Linked DNA regions of Homo sapiens: region 1 is linked to region 2. A link is a contact called in ENCODE Hi-C or POLR2A ChIA-PET data. All regions are on one chromosome and are shown on one strand. The core of a region is the stretch at or near the end of the contact, and the rest is flanking DNA. Distances in the headings are between cores, read along the strand shown. Region 1 has its middle 100 kb from the start of COLGALT2. Region 2 overlaps RGL1 (ral guanine nucleotide dissociation stimulator like 1).

Region 1 (4,808 bases), core at 1,691-4,190, 55 kb before region 2:
TGTGCTACAGGTCAGCCTATCCGTTCATCAAAAGATACTGAGATACTGTGATACCAGTCCAAGGCCAAAGAGCTTTTTCCTGGGGAAAAATAACAGCAGCAACAAAAAGAAAATCCTTGTTGATCTCAGTGACTGCTTGAATTTTTAGATCAAGCTTACCCCTAATCTCAAAAACCAGGCTGTGAACACTGCCTTGCTGCAGGCTTTGTGCTGGGCACTGAGATGCTCAGAGAAGTAGGTAAGGTCCCTACTGCTGTGTGGGGCCCGCAGTCCAATGGAGGAGCAACATAAAGCAGGTGGCTGCCAAACAGGATGGTTTTATTTCAGAGATGAACAAAATGGGCAGAGGAGGACTGTCAGGGCAGCTCTGCTGAGAAGGTGACATTTGGGTTGGGTTTTGGAGGATGAATTGGAGTTCAGAAGAGGGAGGAGGGCTGGGCACAGTGGGTGGAGATGCTGTCCAGGCATTGCCTGACAGGACTATGAAAGGGCCAAAGTGGGATTCATGGGAACTCAGTAGGGCAGAAGAGTTAGGCATGTGTTGGGGTTGATAACAAACAAGACTGAGACACAATCATGCTGGCAAGGCAAGTTGGCTGCCTCCCTCTCAGGGCTGTCTCCTTCTCAGGGCTGTCTCATCATAAGCACAGAGCCCAGCATTTCTGGGAGAATTCTAAGTTTGGTTACCATCTTGACAGATAATACAGAGGCTTCCAGTAAAATGTTGATGTCCAAAACAAGAAATATTCCCACTCAGCTACAAATTTGGGAATCTTATGGTTTTTCCCTTATGATTGGAGCAAATCCCTCCCGCTAGTAACTATAAAATAAAGATGTGTCTTCCCAGGAGGCTTTCTATAACGTGCTTTTGAGACATTCTTGCCAACTAAACAGAGGAAAGAAATGATCCAGAAGTGATCTCCCTGACAGAAGTTAATTCACTAAGGAGTTAAATAATGACAAAGTAAAGTTAAAATGAGGCTGGCTATATGAGAAGAAAATAGCATGTAAGGGGTGACACGTTCTGAAAACTAAGAGTAGACAGCTTTGGAAATGTCACGCCCACATGATGTTTTGTGGTGATGTTTATTATTTCAGGGGAACCGGCTGTCCTTCAATTAAATGCAGCTGAGGGAGGAAGGCCAGCAGGAGAGGAGGGGCATATGAGGGGCTTCCCTGTGAGCCCGCGGCCCTAAGTCAGTGTAGGGCAGCTGAGACAAGAACCAAAGTGTGGACAATGTCCTTTTGTACCTGCTTGGAGAAGAGAGAAGTAATGATGGTAGATTTTAGTACATTATATTACAAAAGATTACGTGAAAAATGGTGCTCCCTCTTATCCCAGGGACAGAGCAAGAGGAGTTTAGGTGAGCTTTCAGGAAGAATTCATTGACAGAATTGTCAGACACTGAATGGGGTTCCAAGGTAAGTGGTGGAATGGCTCCATTAAACTTTGTTGCTGGGCAGAAGAGTGGCTTCCTTTCTGCTCTGTGAATTACTGAAATGCCCTAGTATTTTGCTTCCACCCATGGATGTGCTAATATGTGAGCTGATCTTTGTTCAGTAGCCTCTGTGACACCAGCTGTGTTGCTTCCAATCCAAAGCCATCCATCCTCCCATCTGCCCTCAAAAAGAGTGGAAAGAATGAAGAATCGTCTCTGAGGATTGCCTTCTCTTTATTTTTAATTTATGGAGTTTGTTTTTATGCCCGTCCCTGTAATTCTCCAGCCTGGCTTCTCTGGAACAGGTGCTTTAGTAAACTTACCATGTCTGAGCAATCCTAGGGCCCACAGAGCACTAGCTCTGCCCCCATGGACCTGGCAAGGCTTTGATGGGGGTTTCCTATTCCACGGGTGGCTGGGTGGATGTCTGGGCTCTTACTAGTGGGGGAATTTGATTTTCAAAGTGGAGTGGGCAGCTCTCTCTCTCTCTCTGTTCTTAGATGCTTGGAAATTAATCAGCGACAGTTTCTTCTCCCAAAAGGAAATGAGAAGTTTGGAACAGACCCCCAGACAGGAGTTCAGTTGTCCAGGCATTTTGATGGTGTGGCCTGAAGGGCTTTAACTGCTTTTAAAAATTGCTAGCATAAATTGTGAAGACTTGAAGGGGATGATATTGTTGCTCAGGCCTAGCTCAGGGGAGGAAACCATGAGCAGAGTTGAGTGCAAGGGACAGAGTGGTGCAAGCCTGTTGAGAATCCGAGGGGAGAGGAAAGAGGCAGCTTCTAGCGCACCACACACGGAGCAAAGTCCTGGTGCTCAGAGCACAGTCTGGGAGAGAAGTGCAAGGAGTGGGGAGAAGAGACTAATGCAAGCCCATCGCTGGAGACAGTGATGCCAGTGCACAGGCCAAGAAAGAGGAGAGGGAACCAATGGGGAAAATAGTGTGGTAGGAGGGAGGCTTCAAATGGAAGTGGTGACAGCCTTGTCCTTAGAGTTTTATCCTTTTAAGTCTGCAACTATGGGAGAGATTGAGTTGGTGTTGAGTTGAACCGCTTGCACAGGAACAAGTGAAATGTCCAGTGCCCCCAATGCTTGGGGAAGAGCAATAACTCACAATCAAGCATCTCCATTGTCCCTGGACAGGGCCTCTGGAACCAGAGTCGAGAACCCCTTCCTGTAGGAAAGACACAGGGACTGTGGACAGACACAGAAGGGGGTACCCAGGAGCAGGGAGCAGAGTTTCTGGTGAGAAAAATCCACCCAAGGAGGTGGGGACTCATGGGAATCGCTGCCAGCTCTGTGTGGTGGCCGATCTCTCAGGCCCTGAGAGGGACACTCCGGCCCAGGGCTGCTTGACATCAGCCAGCCTCTCCTGTCACAGCCCGTCCAGCGAGAGTGCCCACTGCAAAGCCTGCAGGCTGGCCAGGGAGGCTGCGCCGGGCCCACATCCCCGTCTCTGTGAGCCTTTTTGGACCCCAGCCGTGGAACAAGCTGCAGGAGCCCTGGACGCCCTCCAGCTCCGTGAGTCAGTCTCTCCCCAGAGCAGCAAGCAGGCTTAGCTTTTCGCAGGGTGCCGTTCCACACGTGGAAGCCCCACCTCTAAGAGTTTCACGTCTGGACCATTTGGCTCCTCCCGGGAGGAGGTTGGAGGGCTTCTTTGAAGACATGACTTCCCTTAGGCCAGAAGCTTCCCAGGAATAACAGCAACTAACTCTTGTATCATGCACCAAAGTGAACCGCACTTTCCCTACGTGTGCTGTGTAGTTTAATACAGCATGAACCTCAAGAAGTAGGAACTATTCATTAATCTCTATCTTTCAGATAAGGCAAAGAGCTAAGGGAAGCAACTTGCCTAAGGTAGTAAGTGGCCTGGGAGTCAGACCGAGGCAGTCAGATCTCACCAAACTGCATCCACTTCCAAGCTGCTGGGGGATAATGTGTCTCATTTCTTGTTTTCTCAGTAAAATTTAATGTTTTAATCTCTCACTCTTGCACTCTGTCTCACCACACACACACACAGCCTGATACATAAAGCTGGCACTTCTAACCCATGTCTGTCTCCCCTGTGAAACCTCATATACTGATTATTCAGCTGGTCATACTGCAAACTCTCAGATAACATATTTCTGCAGACTTGGATGTTAGATACTGAATAAATGAGGATCAGAAATCGATGTCAAAGGGCAAGCTAACAGTCTCATTTAGAATGCTTCTCCCATTTCAAAACTGGTGCCTTGATTTTTTTTTTTTTTTTTTATGGCAGGAACAATTCAGAAACAGCTTAAATCATTCAGTCTTCTTCTTCTTTTTTTTTTTTTTTAACTTGCTGCATTGGTAACCCTTTTCATTCTTGTGTAAGAAATTGGAACTGTAGCACATAATGATGCTTTGGTATGAAATAATGGTAGGAATAAAAATGATTTCTTCTGAGAAGCCTGTGTTAAAGCACTTGGATACTGATAACTGGCTTACAGGGAGGCTGATCCAGGTGGTCTTAAAACTGGCTCTCCTGAACGCCACTCAAGCCCCAGTCCCATCTGCTCCTCCTTTGTTAACTCCTGTCAGTTGATGCCTCTCCTAGGAGTTTCTCCCGCTGCAGGCACCCCCGGGGAACACCCGAGACTACAGATCAGAAATGGATTCCAATCCAGCTGGGGTGCTAACTCACAATAATCATCTTTTTGGCCATTTCCTCATCTGTGGGATGGAAATGATGCTCAGGATAGTAGGTGGCAGTGCTCTGACCCTCAGTAGAATGTTCCTCAGACACTTCAAAGAACCAACCAGGTGCCCAGCTGACCGAGATAGTTTGTGGGAATTCATGTGACTGGAAGGCTGGGGATGGAGCCCACAGATCCCAGGGATTCTCTCCAGTTCCGTGAGGCTGTGGAAGTGTCTGTCAGGAGAGCCTCCTCCATTCAGTGCCTGGCCCAGTGTGATATGCTCAGAGTGGGGTTTGATGATCCAGAGCTCTGTCCCTAAAACTTGGGCAACTTAACTGTTCTGTGTCTCAGCCTCATATCTATAATACGAGGCCACTGACTACATGATTTGTAAGGTGCCTTCAAACTCTTAAGAAAACATTACATACATTGGATTCCTTGAAATTTTAAGTAAGAAACTTGCTTCCACAAAGGTTTCTGGGTAGAGATGTTGAGAAACCACACCCAATAATGGTTGCCAAATTGTGAGTCTAAAATAATTAAATTTGCCTGGCTCCTATTTGATCTGTTGGGTTTTGTGTAAATACTTTACATTTCCTAGGTTTCTTTTTTTAACCTGACTTACAACTACATCTGTAAAGTAGCTCCTAGTGTCATCAAAGTAGGAACCACATCAGAAGAAAATAAATTGTTGGTGAGTGACTGT
Region 2 (4,711 bases), core at 998-3,497:
AGGATAAAAAGGATAAAATGTTTTGCATGCTATTATTCTATGCTTCATCTTCAAAGAAGACTTTACCAACACTCCTGACTCAATCACATGCCACAGACAAGGAGAACAGAACAGAACACTCTGCCTGCCTAGCAACCAGTTACCCCATACGGTCCCGGAATAGTCACTGCTGAAGGCTGGAGAAGATGACAGGGACTATACATTAATCCATGCATCTTTTATTGACAGAGACACAACACCTCATCTTAACTAAACACTTTACCAAAATTTTTCAGCCAAAAAGAATTTTTTAGCACATTTTAAAATTATCATTATCACCTAATTATACTTCAAAGAAATTGTTTTTTTAGTTAACAAACTATAACTGGACTAAGTTATTACCCACATATGTGAAAGTGAAGGCTGGGCTTTCACAGGTGTGTCTAACTTTCTTCACATCTTGATTTCACACCAAGAAGCTGGACTATCATCAAAGCATAAGTATGACTAAAGCCAATTTAATGCTTAACTTTTGGAATTGAAGTACAAACAGAAAGAAAATAAATGTGTTACTGTTTTCATTATGGTGTAGATCATTGTTTCACTAATGTGGAACGTTAAAGCATTTGGAACTATAATATTCAATTATCTGCATCTAAAGTAGATACATGAAACCATCAAATGAAAGTCATAGAAATAATTCAATACTCCAAATATTTAGTCCAGATTAAATGAAATGATAAACAATAATTTCACTTTCTTCCAGAAAGCCAGAAATTAATTGAAAACCTGATATTTGCATTTACATCAGCTTGACTTTTACAGAAAAAGAGTTTTGCACCTTTAAAAAGAGGGATGAATTAATCTAATTAACACCACTATACTTGCTTAATGTTTCTTAATATTTCAGTGAAAAGATACTCTTATGATGACACTGATGGAAAAACAGATATGGAGAGGTGATAATTCATATCATATACTCAAGTCAAAAACAGTAGCAGCCTAACAACAAGACAGTGTTTCACTGAAAAGAACACCCAGACGGAAACACAAAATTACAGGTAAGAGTCAGTGATGCTAATATATTATTCACTTCTTAAATGCCTGTGATCCTTAATTATTATGATAAAACTCATTATTTATTGCAAAAAAGTAAGTCTTACAAATGTACATAAACTAAAAAAGCAAAATACCTACTCTCTCCCTTCATCCTAATCCCATTCCCAGGACCTTTTGTTAACTGTTAGAATATATCCTTCTAGGCTTTTCTGTGGATATGTATACATATTTAAATATACATAATATGTGCCAGGTGTGGTGGCTCACGCCTGTAATCCCAGCACTTTGGGAGGCTGAGACAGGATTATTGCTTGAGCCCAGGAGTTCGAGACCAGCTAGGGCAACGTGGCGAAACCCCATCTCTACAAAAAATACAGAAAATTAGCCAGGTGTGGTGGTACACGCCTGTAGTCCCAGCTGCTCAGGAGGCTGAGGTGGGTGGATTGATTGTACCCAAGAGATAGAGGCTGCAGTGAGCTGTGATCACACCACTGCACTCCAGCCTGGGTAACAGAGCGAGACCCTATCTCCAAAAAAAAAGATAGACAGATAGATAGATAGATAGATAGATAGATAGATAGATAGATAGATAGAAAGAAAATCAACATGGGCTTTTTTACTGAGCAGTATATTACAGATACTTCATCATTACCTCTAGATCTATCTTATTGTTTCTCATGATGTGGACACACCATAATTAAGTATTCTTCTACTGGAAGGCAGGTATTTAAGTTATTTTCAGGTTGTCACAACTACAAAATATGTGCATCCTTGCCTCCATCTCTGCATGCTCGTGTGGGTATTTCTGATGGGCACACAGCACTTACCTCTATGGAGAGCTGCAGCCTCAGAAGAACTAGGAGAGTTCTAAAGAGGAGCCTTCGTCCACATTAGACTTGCCCTTAGGTGGACATTTTGTGTTCCTCAATCTGATGTTTTTAATGAACTCTGGCGATCTATACATTTTTTTACTCTTTGTGACAGTGACCTTCCTGTAGCTTAGCCTAAGAAGGCTTTGAAAGTTCACCACAAACTCAGATACTCAATCAGCCAGAAAAAAGCATTTTCACACAAAAGAGGAATGAAGGGGGAGGAGGACGAAGAAACAGAGAAAGGGAAAGACATACACAAACAGCACAATAGAACACGAGGCAGAGCCCTGCCCTCCTCATCGGCAGAGCGTTTCTCAGCACACCAGGCAGGGAAGCTTTCTGGAAAGGCCTGGACACATGCCCAAGGCTCACAGTAGCTTTGTGTGTGCCAGTCCTGGGAAGAAACTTTCCGTTCTTGATAGATTTAGAAGCAGATACAAATGCGAAACTTTTAAGATTTCAAAAAAGAAAGCAACATCGCAAAATAATGATGAAAAGAAAAACAGGATTACTGGCCAATGGCTTTTCGGTCTTACCCAGCCTGGCTCCAGTCCTAAGATCTAACTTATATATTAACCAGAACAGAGTGGGGGGATGTAAAGAATCTTACAGCTGAAGGGAAATTCTGGTTTGAAGTCACAAATTTACAGGTCTGGTATGTCTGTTAGACTACAGAAGCCACTTGGTTCTGTACACAGACCAAGACAGGACGCTTGGAGACCTGGAGAAAGAAAACTCTATCTTTCATCCTGGCTGTCCCACCGGGGAACTAAGGAAGCCTGGATAGGTCAGTTAACTCCACTGACCCCCCTCTCTGGGGAAGAGATATAATAACACCTTCTTCATCTACCTGACACTGATCAGTTGTGATTTCAAATGATATAATGTCAATAAGGACATTTTGAGATACCTGGAGAGAAACATAATTATCAACAGTCTTACAACTACTTGCCAGAAGTCATAGAAGGAAGGGATTGAAAAGGTAAAATGGCTCAGCGAAAATCCATCAGCACTCACAGGAATTGACTCAAAGAATCTGCCACCTCTCACAGGAAGAATGACACAGAATACAAGCCATGCTATGACATGTGTGACTTCAGGCCTGCTGGAAGAAGATGGCTGCTGTGAACACACACACAAGACACACACACACATATGTGCCCACATACATATACCTTGAGGTATCCTCTCTAGGACAAATCAAAGACATCAAACTGTAGTATTAACTGCAAGAGATGATTCTTGAATAACTTGTAAAGGCAGAAGTAATTCCTGAAGCCAAACTGGATGATTACAATTGTGACATAACCTAAATTCAGTCTGGAGAAAAGCCAGTATGTGACTTCCTTTTCCAAAGTAATCTTTGGTGGCTCACAGAACAAAACTCCTCGGTCCTAAGGGCAAGTATGCCGGGTAGGTGGCCAAGGCCAGGGGCCCAAAACTGATAGCAGAGGAGACAACCAAAATTGAGTTTTCTACCTCAGGCATTCTTGGCAACATACAAAACTTTGTAGTGTGTGATTCTTTTCCAACCGACTGCAATCGTCTATAGGGGAAGGAAGACATGCTCAGATGTCACTGTTTGAAACATACTAAAGCAGCTTCTAGGACTTTTGCTTCTAAGAAATTCATTCACCAATTAAACTAATATTTGTTGAGTGCCCTTTATTTCCCAGAGTCACAAAAACAATTTATGCGATGAGCATCACAATACAGGAAGTCCAGGGTCCCAGGGAAGCACTGAACTTCAGAGGGAGCTGACCTGGTCAAGGCTTTAGGGAGGATCTCCCTGAGGAAATGATGTGAAAGCTGAGATCTTGAGGGTTAGGAGTCAGTGGGATGAGGATTCTGGGGCAGCAATGAGGCAGAGGTTCTGCGGTGAAAGAGCTAAACACTTGTAGAGGACTTAAAGATCTGTTAAACTAAAAAATATAAAGAGTTGGGGGAAAGGAGCATGATGAAATCTGCTATACTCATTGATTTTTTTTTTTTTTTTTTTTTGAGACAGAGCTGTCGCCCAGGCTGGAGTGCAGTGGCGCAATCTCGGCTCACTGCAATCTTCGCCTCCCAGGTTCAAGCGATTCTCCTGCCTCAGCCTCCCGAGTAGCTGGGATTACAGGCACGTGCCACCATGCCTGGCTAATTTTTTTTTTCTTTTTAGTAGAGACCAGGTTTCACCATGTTGGCCAGGCTGGTTTCAAACTCCTGACCTCAGGTGATCCACCTGCCTTGGCCTCCCAAAGTGCTAGGATTACAGGCATGAGCCACCGCAGCTGGCCACTCATTGATTTCTCAGCCAACCAGAAATCACACCTAATAACACCTGCTTAGAAGACATTAGACAGATGCACCTTGGCTGAGAGATAAAAGAAAATGGTTCAGAACTTCTAGCCACCCCACGATCTTCAGGCACGCAATGCAGAGAGGGCTGAGGCAAGCATTTAGGCAGCGATTATGCGCAAATCACAGACTTTTTAATGAATGCAGATTTTAGGTAAACGTATTAAATCATATTAACATTCCATAGGCAGTAAAATACTCTATAATTGGTCAAATGTTTAATACAAATTTTTTCAGGTATGAAGTCACCTCTCCCATGATGTGTAACTTCTGAGCCAAGAAATAGGATTACCGTGACAAAAAGAATAACACTATCCATCTAGAGTTCTTTTCTCTCCCCAGCAATCTATTTGAAATAATAATTTTTTGTACTTAATCATCAGCAGAAAATAAGACATGGAACCATTTTTCAAAAGCAGCAAAATGTTTTTCTATTTTAATACATTCTCTGAGAACTGGAT

Evidence for each region. Hi-C counts contacts between places; a loop is a spot of excess contacts on that map. ChIA-PET counts read pairs that join two places held with the same protein, here RNA polymerase II (POLR2A).
Region 1: a map of chondrocyte shows a loop between it and region 2 (2.5-fold over the local background). The contact joins two enhancer-like sites. A Hi-C loop is called at or near these places in 1 of 168 maps with a recorded cell type or tissue (chondrocyte). POLR2A ChIA-PET finds 5 or more read pairs at or near these places in 3 of 52 experiments (Caco-2, OCI-LY7 and T-cell).

Annotation. Positions count from the first base shown.
Region 1 is chr1:183,930,748-183,935,555 of GRCh38, reverse strand. It overlaps a transcript of COLGALT2 not described here. Among named protein-coding and RNA genes, the nearest start is that of COLGALT2, 100 kb to the left of the region's middle. Within about 2 kb of position 2,940, at least 14 of the 41 ENCODE cell types and tissues checked have a DNase peak (open chromatin) inside an H3K27ac peak, as active enhancers do.
Region 2 is chr1:183,875,072-183,879,782 of GRCh38, reverse strand. The region is part of intron 4 of RGL1 (ral guanine nucleotide dissociation stimulator like 1); the gene reads right to left. Among named protein-coding and RNA genes, the nearest start is that of RGL1, 72 kb to the right of the region's middle. Within about 2 kb of position 2,247, at least 19 of the 41 ENCODE cell types and tissues checked have a DNase peak (open chromatin) inside an H3K27ac peak, as active enhancers do.